Regions from separate parts of the Mus musculus genome. Here region 2 is linked to region 1. A link is a loop called in an ENCODE intact Hi-C map of the cell type or tissue named here. Cell type or tissue: heart. All regions are shown on one strand.

Region 1 (8,000 bases):
CTGTGTCCCATGGGGACCCTGATTGAGATAACATCACTGTAAAGTTAATTCATGTGCTGAGTGACAAATTGATAATACATATTTTCTTCCCACAATGCAGGGTTTTCAGGGTTAGTGATCCCTTACTTCATTTTTTACATATTTTCTCCGTTTTTGTTTGGTAATGCCTTTTGAACTTGTACTGTTTGCCTTTTCTGAGATAGTAAGGATAGAATGAATGAGCAGTGAGGTATCTCTCCCCTCTCCTCCCTCCTCTCACACTCCTTACTTTTCTTTCTTTCTTTCTTTCTTTCTTTCTTTCTTTCTTTCTTTCTTTCTTTCTTTCTTTCTTTCTTTCTTTCTTTCTTTCTTTCCTTCCTCCTTCTCCTCTCCTTTCCCCTCTCCTTTCCCTTTTCTTTAATTCTGTGTGGAGAAGGTCAAGAAAGTCATCTATGAGATCAGAGGAATGCCTGGGCAGAAGTAGTGATTTATGGAAAGATACAAACATTTGGGCCGATGATGAGATACCCATGATGTTATCTTAAATGTTACGATGCTTGTACTGCTCATGCATTGCATTGCTCACATCTTATAGTTCTAATACAAAGAGCCCTCTCAGGAACTTCTAGGTCTCTCATGGTTTCTTTCAAAATATTAAATAGTCTACTTCCCCAGTATCTTAGGGATTTCTTTCTATATTTTCTATAATTTCCTCTTGCAATTTCATCCTATGATGCATTAGAAATAAGGTAAAAGTAAATATTCAAAGGCTTAATGGTCTGTAGTGTTTTCCCTGTAGAAAAATTTGGCTTACCTCATAGACACCACGAGTAGACCTACACACCGTGGAGGCTCCTGCTTGCTGAATTAAGGGTAACCCAGGCCTGCCATCAGTTTCTTTGTGGAGCTAAGCCTCTTGGGATAGAATATCAAACGAGGATCTCCTAGTCTGTCCTCTAAATGCTGCTTACTGTGTTTGCTGACTCATCCTTTGATGGTCATCTCTGTTTATATGAAGTCACACTGACCTACTTTCTGTTCCCCAAACAGTGTTCTTGCTGATTTTCCTGGATGTGTTTTGATGATGTAATATTTTTTTTTCTCTTCTTTCTTCAACTTCTTTGCTTCAAATGAACAAATGACCATCCTGTTTGACTTCTCTCATAAAACCAATTAGCTTCCAAAGCTCTTTGAAAGTAATTCAAAGCTCTGTAAAAGAATGTGCTCATTCTCATTGCACAGACTGGGAATTGAGGCTCAGAGATGTTTTTTTGTTTTGTTTTGTTTTGTTGTTTTTGTTTGTTTGGTTGGTTTTTTAACACAGAAGCATAAAATTGATAAATATGTAGGTTGTCAAGGTACAATTAATTGGAATTTCTGATATTTCCAAATTTCGTATTTCAATTTGACAGTAAACTTTGTGTTTATATATTGAAATACTTGAGATAATTAGGTAGAAAGGAAGAAAGGTTTACTTGGCTTGAAGTTACAGCGTTACTGGTCCAATAAAGTCTCTGGGTGGGAGATTGGGGATACACATTGCTCTGATGAGACAACATAAAATGGAAAACATGTCAGCTCAAACTCATCAGTGAGGAAGAAATAGAAGAGACTGGGATCCTTTGATCTCTTTCAAAGGCACGTTCTTAGTGATTAATAGACCCTTCTATTAGGGCCTATTTACTGAAGGTTGCCTTACTTCTATAGCTTCCATGCTGGAGAGTTTTATGTCAACTTGACACATGATAGTGTCATCTGAGAGGAGGGAACCTTAATTGAGAAAATGCCTCCATAAGATTGGGTGGTAGAGAAGACTATAGGGCATTTTCTTCTTTAGTGACCAATGAGGGAAGACCCAGCCTATTGTTGGTAATGTTATCCCTGGGCTGGTGGTCCCAGATTGCATAAGAAAGGAGGATTAGCAAGTCCTGAGGAGAAAGTCAGTATGTAGCACCCTCCATGGCCTCTGCACCAGCTCCTACCTCCAGGTTCCTGCCCTTGTTTGAGTTCCTGTTCTGACTTCCTTGGATAACGAATAGTGAAATGGAAATGTGAACCAAACAAACGCTTTCCTCCCCAGTTTGCCTTTTAGTTATGGTGTTCCACTACAGCAATAAGAACCCCAACTAAGCCCACCATGAGATCCAAGTCGTTAACACATGGATCTCATAAAATCTGCTCATATAATGGATAAACATGGAACTCATAGAATGCCCGAATTACAGGGATTCAGTAGTGATTTAAAAGCATTCACATTTTGAGCAGAAGAAGAGATAGGAAAGACATATAGCATAAAAGAGAGAATGGTTAAATTGCGGTAGACATATCAAAGGGAAATGATGGGAAAGTCAGAGAGAGTCTTCTTAGAGAGCTTGAAGATAACCTTTAAAGTAAGCAAGACTCTAAAATGAAGTTCAGGTTGTGATAGTTGATACTGTCTTTATGTAAAAATGTGATGCTTTGATTTTTAAAAATTGTATTTAAGCAGGTATCTTTTTTTAAAATTACGTATTTTCCTCAATTACATTTCCAATGCTATCCCAAAAGTCCCCTACACCCTCCCTCCCACTCCCCTACTCACCCATTCCCATTTTTTGGCCCTGGCGTTCCCCTGTACTGGGGCATATAAAGTTTGCCTGTCCAATGGGCCTCTCTTTCCAGTGATGGCTGACTAGGCCATCTTTTGATACATATGCAGCTAGAGTCAAGAGCTCCAGGGTACTGGTTAGTTCATAATGTTGCACCTACAGGGTTGCAGATCTCTTTGTGAGACTATGCCGGGGCCTAGCAAACACAGAAGTGGATGCTCACAGTCAACTATTGGATGGATCACAGGGCCCCCAATGGAGGAGCTAGAGAAAGTATCCAAGGAGCTTAAGCAGGTATCCTAAGTAGACGGTTGTGGTTTTGGTATTTCTTTAAACTTCCTTCCTGCAGGGGATGATACCTCTCCTTACTCTTTTCTGTTCCCAGTAAAAGCAATAAAGAGTTTGGTCCAGTATGAATTTATAATGGAGTCTTTTCAAGTTTCTTTCCTGCTAACTATGCAGTTACTAGTTTGTTTTTCAAGGAAGGCTCAAGGATTAGTTTAAAGATGTCACTATTTGATGGCGCTTTTCCTATTGCTTGTCTTTAGTTAAGGGATATCTTACCTAAAGTTATCCCTTACTTAAGGTGACTTTAGACTAAGTTAAGCAGTGAAGCAGGCACATCTCCATGCCTCCACCGCACAATACTTTATCTGATGAGCACTACCTTCCTTTGTTCGAATAACATCAGCCACAAGAAACCTCATCGTGTAACTCATTAGCATATCCTACCATCTACTGAGGTCAGAAAGTAAACCAAGGGCAAAAGCCTGCAGAACTGAAAGTAGAATCTAGTTACTTATTAATCCTCACTCTTTTATACACTTTACAGCTTCAGATAGGAGAAAAGATGACTGCAACATCAATGTTCAGCTCATCTTACTGTAGAATTTTTTTCTTCATTTGTTGATTTAATAACTTCTTTTGACTCTATGGTGTCTTAAAAAATGTAGCCTACAACCGATAACCTGTCTAACTTGAAGCCCATCCCATGGGCAAGCACCAATCCCTGACACTATTAATGACAGGTTATGCTTGCAGACAGGAGCATGTTGTCCTCTGAGAGGCTCCACCCAGCAGCTGACTCAGACAGATATAGATGCCCACAGCCAATCAGTGGATTGAGCTTGGGGATTCTTATAGAAGAATGGGAGGAAGGATTGTGAGCCCTGAAGGGGATAGAAATGCCACAAGAAGACCACCAGAGTCAATTAATCTGGACCTTTAGAACTCTCAGAGTCTAACTCACAAACCAAAAATATACAGGGCTGTGGACCTAGCCCTCTCTACACATATGCACAGCTTGGCCTTCATGTGGGTTTTGAGCAACTAAAATGAAGGCTATTCCAAAAGCTGTTGCCTGTATGTAGGATATGTTCTTCTAGCTGGGCTGCCTTGTCTGGCCTCAATGGGAGAGGAAGTGCCTGGTCTAGCAGAGACTTGAAGTGCCAGGATTGAGGTGGGGGCGGTATACCTGGGGGGGGGGGCATCTGCTCAGAGAAAAAGGGGAGAGGAGGAGGAAGGATTTGGGGAGTGGGTGACTGGGAGGGGGCAGTGAGCAGGATATAAAGTGAATAAGTAAAAGAAATAAAATTAAATTTGAAAAAAATGTAGCCTAAGTTTTATAGGGGTAAACACTGATTTAGTTAATAAAATAAGTATCTTTAAAAGACAATTTGTTCAAGCATAAGTCAACAGAGGGTGCGTCATTCTTCATTACCTGAATTGTGCTAACTTGGAGGGGAATGTCAAAGTTCCTATTCCAGAATAGGAAGATATAATGATATGAAAATGATATATGAAAAGGATAAGGCTCTGAGAATGATGACGTTTAAAGTTTTCAAGCTTTATACTTTCAACACTATTATAGCACAAGATTGCAAGGACAGGCGCGAAGGCTGTAGCAAGTATTCCTGGAAAATGTGTCACAGTGGGAGGTGATAAGTAACTTTATCTTGGCAGTGGCTCCTGGCTCACTTGGAGCGTATTGTTTAATAGATTTTTCTAAGTGTTTTCCTAATAGGGCATCTTCCTCACTAGCCTCAGAGCCAAGGGCCTTATCCTGGGTATTACATCTTTCCATTCCGTTTACTTAGGGAAGCGAGCTGAGCAGCTTGTAGTGAGTTTGGAGAATAGAAGCTTTCCTCCGTAATTAGGGTTCTGTCCTCTTTGTCCTTTCTCTTTATTCCCCTTTCTTTTCTACTAATTTGGGAGCTTGTCTATCCCGGAAGTTTCAAATAACGTCTATAGGTTTGTGACTAAAGCATACCAAGTCATCCCCAGTCTCAGAGAGCTAGAACTATAGACTTACTCATTCTTTGGACTTTTCTATCGGATTGCTCGTTTTCTGCCTGTTTAACCTTGACTAACTTTTGATGCCTCGCTTCCCCTTTTCATCTTCCTGATATCCTCAGACTCTTCCCTCTGTATGGCCATCATAGTAAAGAACTTGTCGCAATATGCCTAGAGCACTGCAAAAGCTCCCTGCCACCATCTTTCAGTGTCGATGCTTTTGCCTCTGCCTATTCCTCCCATCTCTACTTTACCTCAAACATATGAGACCATAGTTTACTATTCTATTAAAAATTAGGGAAAGGGGTTTAGTTCAGTCATAGAGTGTCTTTCTAATGAAGGAAAGGTGTCCGGTTTGGCCCTCCAAGTCAAAACTTTTTGTATCAGGGTTAGATAGAGAACTTAGAAGACTGTCTTCCAAGCACAAGGACCAGAGTTTGGTCTGCAGAACGCACACTGAAAATGAAAAGTCCGATGCAGTGGCGCATGTGTTTAATCCCACCTCCGAAAAGACAGTGACAGGTAGGCTTGTGGATTCACAGGGTTTCTTGGCCAGCCAAGAATCTTCAGGACAGTGAGAGGTTCTCCAGAGAAAAGCAGATGATGTGTGAGGAACAATTGTCTGAGATTGTCTTTTAACACACATATGCACGTGCACACGTGTTTGTGCAACTATACACACTCAGAGACACACATGTATTCATACAAGCAACTCTCTCTCTGTCTCTGTCTCACACACACACACACACACACACACACACACACACACACACACACACACACACACACATAAAATTGTCTCTTTTTCTGTTTACCAATTCAGACCAAATATGCCAATTTTATCTTTATTTTAGTATGCTTTGTTCTGTTTTATGTTTGAATTTACATAACATAAAACTTAATTTTCCCTCCCCCCTTGTGTGTGTGTGTGTGTGTGTGTGTGTACATGCATGGGAGCACAATCAATTCTGGACATGATTTTTCATCACCAAAGTATGATATATAGTTTTTATCTTTCCTCAATTCTCATCCCATGATGTCTCTTTGTAACTACTCTTCCTTCACCCATATCCCTGGCAACCATTGATTATTTTTCTGTCCTTATACTTTGTCTTTTCAAGATCAGGCCTAAAATAGAATCATATAACTGAGTCTGGATTCCCTCCAATAGCATAATGAATTTGAGATTTATCCTTTTTAATTGAACATATCAATAATTCATTATTGCTGAGGAACATTGTTTTATAAGAACCACCACATTTTGCTTATTCATTCATTCATTCATTCATTCAGTCAGTCATTCATTCATTCAGTCATTCATCCAGTAAAAGATATTTTCTCCATTTTGGGACAACTAAATATAAGTTAAATACAAATGTTCATATGTAGCTCATTGGTATGATTTTTTAAAAATTTCTCTAGAGTAAATATCTAAAAGTAGAATGACTGGTTCATATAGCACATGCATAATTGACTGTAAGAAACGGACAAACTGTTTTGTGGACCGATGAGACCATCTTGGTTTCAACAGCAGTGTAAGAACATTCCTGTTGTCCTGTATTCACTAGCACTTTTGAAATATTAACAGAAGTAGAATTTAATTTTTCTTCCCTGGTTCTCCCCTAGAAACCCTCTCTTAAATCCCTCCCATAACCTTTCCCCAAGTTGATAGTCAAAGTTTTCAGTCACTCAGAGGCAGAGTTTCAGTCAAAGTAGGCTTGAAGGTAACTGGTTATGATGTCTCCCATGGCTAACCAGGTTTCATCTGAGATGACAGTGGTGAGCTATCGGGGGCCAGCGTATGTAGCCTTCCCAATGTTCTACCCTGTGATTTTTGTTCAGTGTTGGACAGCAACTGTTTATCCGTGAATAGAAATTCATAATTTGAAGAGTTTTTATTGCAAAAGCTCTTCTCAGATATCTCTGTACTGAATCTCAATTACATATGTACAATATGCTTTGCCAAACACTGGTATCAATTTTCAAGAGTTCTGGTGAGAGGTAATTGACATCCATTTAATAGTATATATTTAAAATGTAAATGGTTAAGTTCCAGGCAATAGCATTACACATTAGAGCCTGTCTTATGGAAAAGAAACAAGAAAGCATAATGGTTATTTTAACATATGAACAAATGCATTGAACTTTACAACCATCAACAAAGCAAGAGACACTTTTATTATCTCCAAAAGTTTTTTTTTTCCGCCTCTGCGATTTCTCCCTGCCATTCTTTTGAAAAGAGTGACTCTTCATCCTCCCTCGGTAGCCGTTGATCTGCTTGATGTAACTACAGATTACTTTGTAGAATTTTATAAGAATGCAATATATATATATATATATATATATATATATATATATATATATCACGTGTCATTTTTTGTTTGAGTTATTTTATTCAGCATACCTTTAGTTGTATGTTCTAGAAAAATCAATTATTTTATTATTTTATAAAGGAGGATTATGTCATCATTATGAACACACATCAGTATTTAAACACAATCCTCTCATCATGACTTCTGGGATGCTTTCAGTTTTGTCTATTATAAAAAAATAACTTCTATAGATATTCACATGTAATTTTGTGTTTATAAATGAATTCATTGTTTTTTGTTAAAAATTGAGAATGGGACCAGAGAGCAAATAATAGGCATATATTTAATTTTAATTTTAAATTCTGTGTGAAATGATTGTGCCATCTTACACTCCCATCAACAGTGGATAAGAAATCCAGTTTATTTTCTGTCATTCCTAACTGTTGACAAAATTTATTATTTTTATTTTAATTTGTACTACCCTAATGACTAGTGATAACATATTTTCATTTCATTTATTTATTTATTTATTTATTTATTTATTTATACATACTTATTCACTTTACCTACAGCTTACTGTCCCCCTCCTGGTCACTCCTTCCTCTAATCCTTCCCCCATTCCTTTCTCCCCTTCTCCTCTGTGCAGATGGAGCCTCCTGGGTATCTCCCCACCCTGGGACATAAAGTCTCTGTGGGGCTAGGTGCATCATTTTCACTGACGCCAGACAAGGCAGCCCAGCTAGAAGAACATATCCCACATACAGGAACAGCTTTTGGGATAACTCCCACTCTGCTCCAGTTGTTCAGGACCCACATGAAGTTCAAGCTT
Region 2 (8,000 bases), 130 kb before region 1:
TGTCAGTTATCTTTGCCTTCTTTCTTAAAGTCTGGTTCTTTGATATTTCTCATCAGCTCAGGTACATCTAGAAGTCATCAGACACAGTCACATCTTTGAAATTCTTGGGGGATGTTGGTGCTGGGACTATTCAGACTCTCCGGGGAGAATTTCTGATAGGACCAGCATGAGAATCAGATGTTCACCTCTCAGCCAATTAGCTGTCTGCCAAGGAGGAATGACATGTCTCATAAAAAGCTGGGGTTTGGAAGAAGCAGCTCTCAGAGAAGAGGGGGGTTGGCAGAGCACCCAAAAATGAGCTGGTGACAAGCACCATGACAGATTGCCCAGCTGAGTTCAAATTCAGAATGTGGTTGCTGAGGACGGATTTAGAAAAACACTTTACAGCAAAGGCCCCCTTCCCCTCCCCCTCCGACTCTCTGTCTCTCTGTCTCCCTTTGTCTCTCTGTCTCTGTCTCTGTCTCTGTCTCTGTCTCTGTCTCTGTCTCTCTCTCTCTCTGTGTGTCTGTCTTTACCACTGTTGTCTTCTGTTACTTTTTGTTCTCCTTTGCACTGACATAAAAGGCCGAAGGGCTGCAAATCTCTGCAAGAAGCCCACTCACACACAGCTAAAGCTCTACCAAGAAAAATTTAAGTATCCCTGTCACACATACCCTCCTCAATCCAGAGACTTTTCTTTCAAAGTTTGTATTCTTCCAGGGCTCAGTTTCCTTAGTCAGAATATTTTCTAAGCCCCAGTTCTGGGACACACTCCTGTTCTTAGAGCCATGTTTGGTGTCTAGATTAGTGTTGTTGAAGTCTGCTTTCTATAATGTAGATCTCTCTCTCTCTCTTTCTCTTTCTCTTTCTCTCTCTTTCTCTCTCTCTCTCTCTCTCTCTCTCTCTCTCTCTCTCTCTCTCACACACACACACACACAGAGAAGCTTCAATGGAATGTATTTTTAACCTTGTGGAATAAAATCTCTTAAGCTTGCGCCTCATGGCTTTCTTAGAAAACACATTACTGTCCCTGACTCTTGAACACAAAGATGATGGTGTAGAGAAGCTCTGAGGAAAGACTGCAAAGCAGAGGACTTGAATTGTATGGCCACATTGAGCCTAATGCACCATGAAGTGTAAGTTATTGTTTTGAGACTACATTATGTGGCTCCAGGATTCTGAAATAAGGATGCAGAAAACAATGGAAAGAAAACCTGTTAAGTAACAGTGCCTCTCATCAAAGCCAACCATTCTTAAATGGTTTTTATATCGAGTTGAGAAGAGGATGGTACAGTTTTATTGTTACAATCACAGCACTGTTTAAAAAAAAATGTCCGGAAACCAAATCAGATCCAACATGTTGCCTAGCAACTAGAAGAAACAAATAACTTTGTTTCTTAAGCTGACATTAAAATACTACCCAAGATTCCTAAAAATACCTGCGTTGGAGTTCAGCTCTCAGCTAATCTTCTTATTCTCAAACACGCTTTCCCCACTTAGAACACGGGATGTTAAAAGCCCAGAGACTCACTTTAGTAAGGGTATTAAGTGCTAATCTTGTAAAGGGACCTCCCCCCCTTCCCTTATTTGAAGTAACCTCCACCGTTGGCTATTCTACAGTCACAAATCAAGTGCCCCTAAACAGAGATAAACTCCGTGGATCTTGGGGTCTGGAACGTAACTGTAGAGGAAGTGTATATAGCCCCAGAGGTGCTAATGCCATAGGGAGCGAGGACTTCCAAGGCATTTTACAAGTGAGTTCCCACCGACTGGGCTCTCATCCTGAGAAACGAGTTTCTGTGGCAAGGAATGGTGTCTGTTTATAGCTCCATCACCCGAGCTGTGTCCTCAGAGCAGGATTATAAAAAGTTATGTCTTCAACATCAGGGCCTTGCCTAAATAGGAAGTCTGGAAATTACCTGAACAAAGACTTGGCTCTGTGGCTGGCCGAGGGCAGTTAGTTTATATTCTGGCTAGCAACACCATCCTAAGTCTGTCTGTCTGCCTGTCTTTATTTATTTATTTATTTATTTATTTATTTATTTATTTAAATTTAAACATATATTTCAGAAAATGCTCACTATCCCATCAAAGGAAAATTACAGAGTGTTGATATTCCAGGTGAAGAAAGCTGTAACCACCCTAGAAACAATAGGTGGCCTGCATTTAAATCTAGACAAATACTAAGGATGCCCGAATAGTGCCTGAACTTTCATTAGTCCTACGTGGCTACAGCTGCCTTTCAGTCAGCCTCCACTTAAAGCAGATGTCCATTGAGATCTTTCTAAATAAGAAGAGTTCATGGACAGAAAGTTTAGGGACCTGCTCCAGGTCACAGATAGAAAGTGGCCGAACCGGCTTTAAACCTCGTGTACACCAGTGCCAAGGGTCTTGCTCTTAACCACGTGAGGTCAATGTGCTTCCTTTGAGTTCATTATTCGTGACTGCCCTGGAGTCATAGTTTTTTGTCCTGTTAGGTTGTGAAAGATTCAAGAGATAAACAGATCTATTGGAAACCAAACTTCCAGTAAATTCCCTTGAATTTAATTAATGTTTGTATGCCCGAATGTGAGCTGAGGCAGTTCAGTGGTTGGGTCCTTACTCAGCATGTGTGGTGAGGCACTGGATCCATAGCTAACACACCCAGCTGGGGAGGTAGCTCGGTTGGCAGAGCGCTTGCCCAGTGTGTTGGCTGGTTTTGTGTGTCAACTTGACACAAGCTGGAGTTACCACAGAGAAAGGAACCTCCCTTGAGGAAATGCCTCAGTAAGGCATTTTCTCAGTTAGTGATCAAGGCAGGAGGGCCCAGCCCCTTGTGGGTGGTGCCATCCCTGGGCTGGTAGTCTTGGGCTCTATAAGAAAGCGAGCTGAGCAAGCCAGGGGAAGAAGCCAGTAAGGAACATCCCTCCATGACCTCTGCATCAGCTCCTGCTTTCTGACCTCCTTGAGTTCCAGTCCTGACTTCCTTTGGTGAGGAACAGCAGTATGGAAGTGTAAGCTGAATAAACCCTTTCCTCCCCAACTTGCTTCTTGGTCATGATGTTTGTGCAGGAATAGAAACCCTAAGATACCCCGCATGCTGGAAGCTCTGAGTTGATCCCCAGAGCAGCATAAACCAGATGTAGTGGCCCACATCTGCAATCCCAGTATGCAGGAAGTAAATGTGGGCAGACTAGAAGCTAAAGGTTATTTCCAGCTGTAAGTAGTGTCTGAGGCTAGCCTGGGCTACACAAGACCATGTCTCAAAACGCCAAAGAGAAAAAACAAATGTTAACACATAAGAAAATGAATACATGCATGCTCTATTGTAGCCTTATCTTAGTTTTTGTCTGTTTACAAAAATGATTTTTAAAATAACCTTCACATGGTTTTCCACAGTCTGAAGCATGAACTTGTGGGGACGAACCTTGAGATGTAATTGAGATGGCTCAACGATGACATGTCCTACTGATGTGTTTTGTGCATGACTCGCTTTACGTAGTGCAGACACAGCTCAGGTTCATGGTGCTTGTAATGATTAAGGTGACAGAAACCACAATGGTGTCCTGTTTAAGTGACGTGGATTTAATTTTACGAACAAAAGACTGTCTTTGTGCGGCCCAGGTGTCACTGGCATCTCAGATGATATTATCATGTCCATATCTGAGTTTATGTGTACTCCTTCACTTTGAAATCCACCTCATGCTTTTACTTAAATTAGAAATGCTCTGTGGGTTTTGGAAACGGTTTGTGACAGTATTTGGTTTCATTGTTGATCACTACATATATTGTCTACAAAATAAATAATAATTTTATTACCTGTCAACCTCAATCCAGAGCCTTAAATATAAATGTTCAACATAATGTTGTTGAATGAGTAGATATACTTTATATAAAACCCCATAGCCAACTACTTTTGGCAGTTAACACCTTTCACTATGAGTTGATTTTGCCACCGTCTCCTTGTAGCCACACAGAAGCCTCAGGAATCACAGTGATCCTATGGTACCCATCGTGCCTTGCAAGACTCTGATCACATCACTTAATCTATATAATAAACAAGTGAGATTGGTATAATGGGACTGTTTTATAGGTGAGGGCCCAGATGAAGAAAGAGGATAGGGAACTGTCCATGACCATATAACTTATTCATACTAGAAGCTAGGCTGTCTGACTCAGACACTTACAGGGTATAGTTCATAGCTTCCATAGGGCCAATGGAGAACCAAGAGGCAACAGGTTGCTTTCCCCCCTCCCCCCTCTCTTCTAGGCTCATATTCCCTGCCATGCCTGCTCTGATGCCATACCTTACTTCCAAGAAGAAACAAATCTTGGGTGACTATGTTACTCACCTTTATGTGCTGATAACAAGAGCTATAGACTGCATGGCTTGTTTAAACAATGACGTTATTTCTCATAGTCCTGGAGGCTGGAAGGTCAAGATCAGAGTGCAAACAGGGCTAGATTCTGGTGAACTTTCTCTTAGGATTCAGGGTGCTGGGTGCTTAATGTATTCCCACATAGCAGAAGAGTTTTAAGAACCTTCTAGAGTCCTTTGGGTAAGGTCACAAATCCCACCATGATCCTGTCTATCCAAAGACCAGATTTCAACATATGAATTTACCTGGGATATAAATATTCCATCCATTGCAACAACCATGTTCTTATTGTATAGATAGAGAACTTCTGAGAATAAAAGGCAATTTGATAGACAATTGTAAGCATGTATCACACTGTCCTGAAATTTGAGATGTAGGGTCACATGTCTCTCTGTCTCTATTTCTGCCTGTCTGTGTGTCTATCTGCCGATCTGACTCTCTCTGTCTCTCTGTATGTGGGTGTTGGTGTGGGTGTATGTTTTGGGATCGCAGAGTTGGCAGTTTCATCAGACTCTATTGAAAAACATTAATCTGGATCCAGGAGTCTGCTATAAAGAAAGAGGTATATCTATCTCTCTGTGCTTTCATGTTCTCTACAAGGGCATATGGGTAAATCTGTGAGATGATCTTGGAATGTATGTCTGGCCAAAGAGTGTGAATATTTGTAGCTATGATAGGCATTTCAAAATCACACTCCAGAGAGTTTAGCCAATACCTTTCCTTCCTTACATACATGAGAACGCTTGTTCCCAATATATTTGCCAACAGATTGTGCAATAAACACTTTGGCTCCTTGCCTATCTGATAGATGAAAAATGAGATTTCAGTGTGGTGCTTATTTGCATTTCTCTCATTTCATTTCCTTTTTGATGAATCGTTTATTTGTAATATTTTCCACTTTCCCCCCTGGTTGGATGGATGGCTTTGCTGTGTGAATAGTTTCATCCCTTACTTGATTTCTTTTATGATACGAGTTAAAAGCACATTTTCCAAATCTATCATTTGTCTTTATACTTTGCGGACATTGCTTTTCATTTGCAGGATTTTTTCTTTCACATAGCTCATACCTGTTTTTATGTTTTCTATTATGTCTTTAGGTTTTGAATCCTGCATAGAAAGTATCCGATAACATATTATTATATGTTGCTTTTGAAAATATTTGTTTTTATTTATGTGTATGTATGTATATCCTGAGTGTGTCCTGTGTCCCCAGAGGCCAGAAGAGGATGTCTGGTTCCCAGAGCTGAAGTTACAGGTAGCTGCGAACATCATCCTGGCGTGGGTACCAGGACACAAACTCGGGATCTCTGAAATGTAGTAAGTGTTCTTAACCACCGAGCAGTTTCTCCAGATCCAAGGTTCTACACCCACCATGGTTCCTTTTGTAATGTTTAACATTTCATTTCTTGTACTTTGCTATGGGTCCATTTGAAATCTGGCTTGCACAAAGATGTCACAGATAGAGAAAATTTGTTTTGCAGATCACAAATAACTAGTTTCCAAATACCACTTACAAATCCATCTTTCCTTCACAATTTATAACTGCCATTCTTCATTGAATCCCGGTAGGTATTTGGGCCCATTTCTAAGCTTTTTGTAGGGATATTGTACATATTATGCTCCACTCGGTTCCTTCTTCAGTCATGTGTAGGTACAGATTGAATTGTAGCTTTGTAATAAGTTTTAAATATCTATTAAGTCTAATTTTACCTCTCCTTTTCGGAATTGTCCTAATGTATTTTTTCTCTGTTTAATTGCTTGACAGTTTCATCCATTTATATAATGAATTTTACTCATTTTTCACTACCTCACTTCCTTCTCTCATTCCTGTCCATCTCCCACCTGCATCCTGCCACCTCACAAGTTCCCGCCTCTCATGTCTTCTTTCGGTTTGAGGCCCATTGGGTTCAATTCCAGCTACTTGCCCAAGTGTGGGTGGGAAGTTATTCAATGGAACGAGAGCACTTTATCGGGGTTACACTGAAGAAAGAGATACCCCTCCCCCAACAAGCACTGGCACAGTCCCTTTGGGAGAGGTGGGGCCTCATGGCACCTCCCTCATCCATGATGAAATCTCCAGGAGCCCAATCTTATGCAGGCTGTGTGCAGTTAAACACTGCTGCACGTAGTCTGTGTGTGCAACAGCTTCATTGTGGATAGAAGACATCTTTCTGTGACACAGCTCACCATTTTTGGTTATTACCTTCTTTTTGTCCCTTCTGTCATGTTCTCTGAGTCTTGGGTAGTGTGTTCTAGCTGTCAGAGTTGGGCTGAGCATTCCCCCATAACTTTTTATTGGACTTTGGCTAGGTATGATTTTTTTTTTGCAAGAATTGAGTTTTTAAAGTCATGTGTTAAACATTGTGGGTTGGTAAAAACCGGGATGATAGAAAGGGCCTATGGCCGGTGGGGGGTGGGGGTGGGGGCTGTAGTTGGGGTTAGGGTAGGGGTTGGGAATTAGGGTTGGGGATTGGGGCTGGGGTGGGGGAATAGAGCACATCAGTCTTGTGATTTTTATATATTTATTTTATATGTAAAATTTGGAAATAGCTTGCTTAATATAAAAAAATCCTGTGGTTGCGTAAATGAGATCATGTTAATTATATAAATTATAATTGAGATAATTATTATTCATTGTATTGTATGTAGATTTAAACTTGGGCACTAAGAGCTGGAGGGAAGCAGGGATGGTGATGTATACATTGAATCCTAGCACTTGGGAGGCAGAGGTGGATGTAGTTCAAGGCCAGCCTGGTCTACACAGAAAGCTCCAGGACAGCCAGAGATATAGAAAGACCTTGTCTCAAAAGCAAAAACCAAAAAAAAGAACAAACAAACAAACAAGCAGAAAGAGCTCTCAGGAGAGACAAAGGACAGTAGTGCATCTCCTAGAGTGGGGGAGGGCTTTCCAGGAAAGTCACTGTTCCGTGCACCTTGACTCAAGGACATGCCTTTCTGCCTTCCCCGCGTCTTCTTCCGTTGTTTTATACAATACTTCAAACATTTTCTCCACGAATATTTTACAAATTTTGCTATGTTCATTTCTTAGAATCTTGCCTTTTAATCCTACCGAACATGGGCTTTTCAAACCCAAAACTATGCTATCAAGAGGGCTGAGTGGTCTAATGTATCAAAACTATGCTATCAAGAGGGCTGAGTGGTCTAATGTATCAGGTTCAAATCCCAAAGAGAGAGTTCTCTCTCCAAGGAACCCCTCTCCCAACCACCCAGGTTGTTCTGTGCAGAGCTGAATATTCACACGCACAGCTTTAGACAAAGGTCCAATGAGATAGTCAGGCACACACATTGGTCCATTGCCTCTGGGCCCTTCTATTCGTTTAGAGGGTCTCCATTGTATTAGGAAGAGTCATTTTTTTTTGTTGTTGTTTTGTTTTTGTTTTTGTTTTTAAAGCCAGCCTGTTAAGTCACAGGGATTCCAACCTAAATTCCTTTGCTTTGGTTCTACTACTTCATTCTTGAAATATCAGACACAGCTGGATAATTCTAATCTCTTTAAGAAAAGCAAAGGAAATAGAGAAAGTTGGAAAAAAGAAACTAAGCTAAACTAAAGAACCCAAAATTCACCGCTCGCTGTCTGGCCCCTCCGTCCCGGTGGAGAACTAGAAAGCCACTTCTCTCTGAGATGGAACCGTGTTGGACTCA

The links. Peaks named below come from ENCODE experiments on the same cell type or tissue, not always from the same donor. Only the 100,000 strongest peaks of a DNase experiment are listed, where the experiment ranks them.
Region 2: a loop joins it to region 1, with 2.3 times the contacts of the local background. A loop is called at or near these places in 6 of 42 quality-filtered maps.

Annotation. Positions count from the first base shown.
Region 1 is chr10:107,937,014-107,945,013 of GRCm38, reverse strand. No RefSeq gene overlaps it. Among named protein-coding and RNA genes, the nearest start is that of Gm29685, 5.6 kb to the left of the region's middle. In heart, no CTCF peak of the experiment used is centred here; a DNase peak (open chromatin) is centred at 4,543.
Region 2 is chr10:108,068,692-108,076,691 of GRCm38, reverse strand. No RefSeq gene overlaps it. Among named protein-coding and RNA genes, the nearest start is that of Gm40754, 88 kb to the left of the region's middle. In heart, no CTCF peak of the experiment used is centred here; no DNase peak of the experiment used is centred here; H3K27ac peaks cover 346 bases.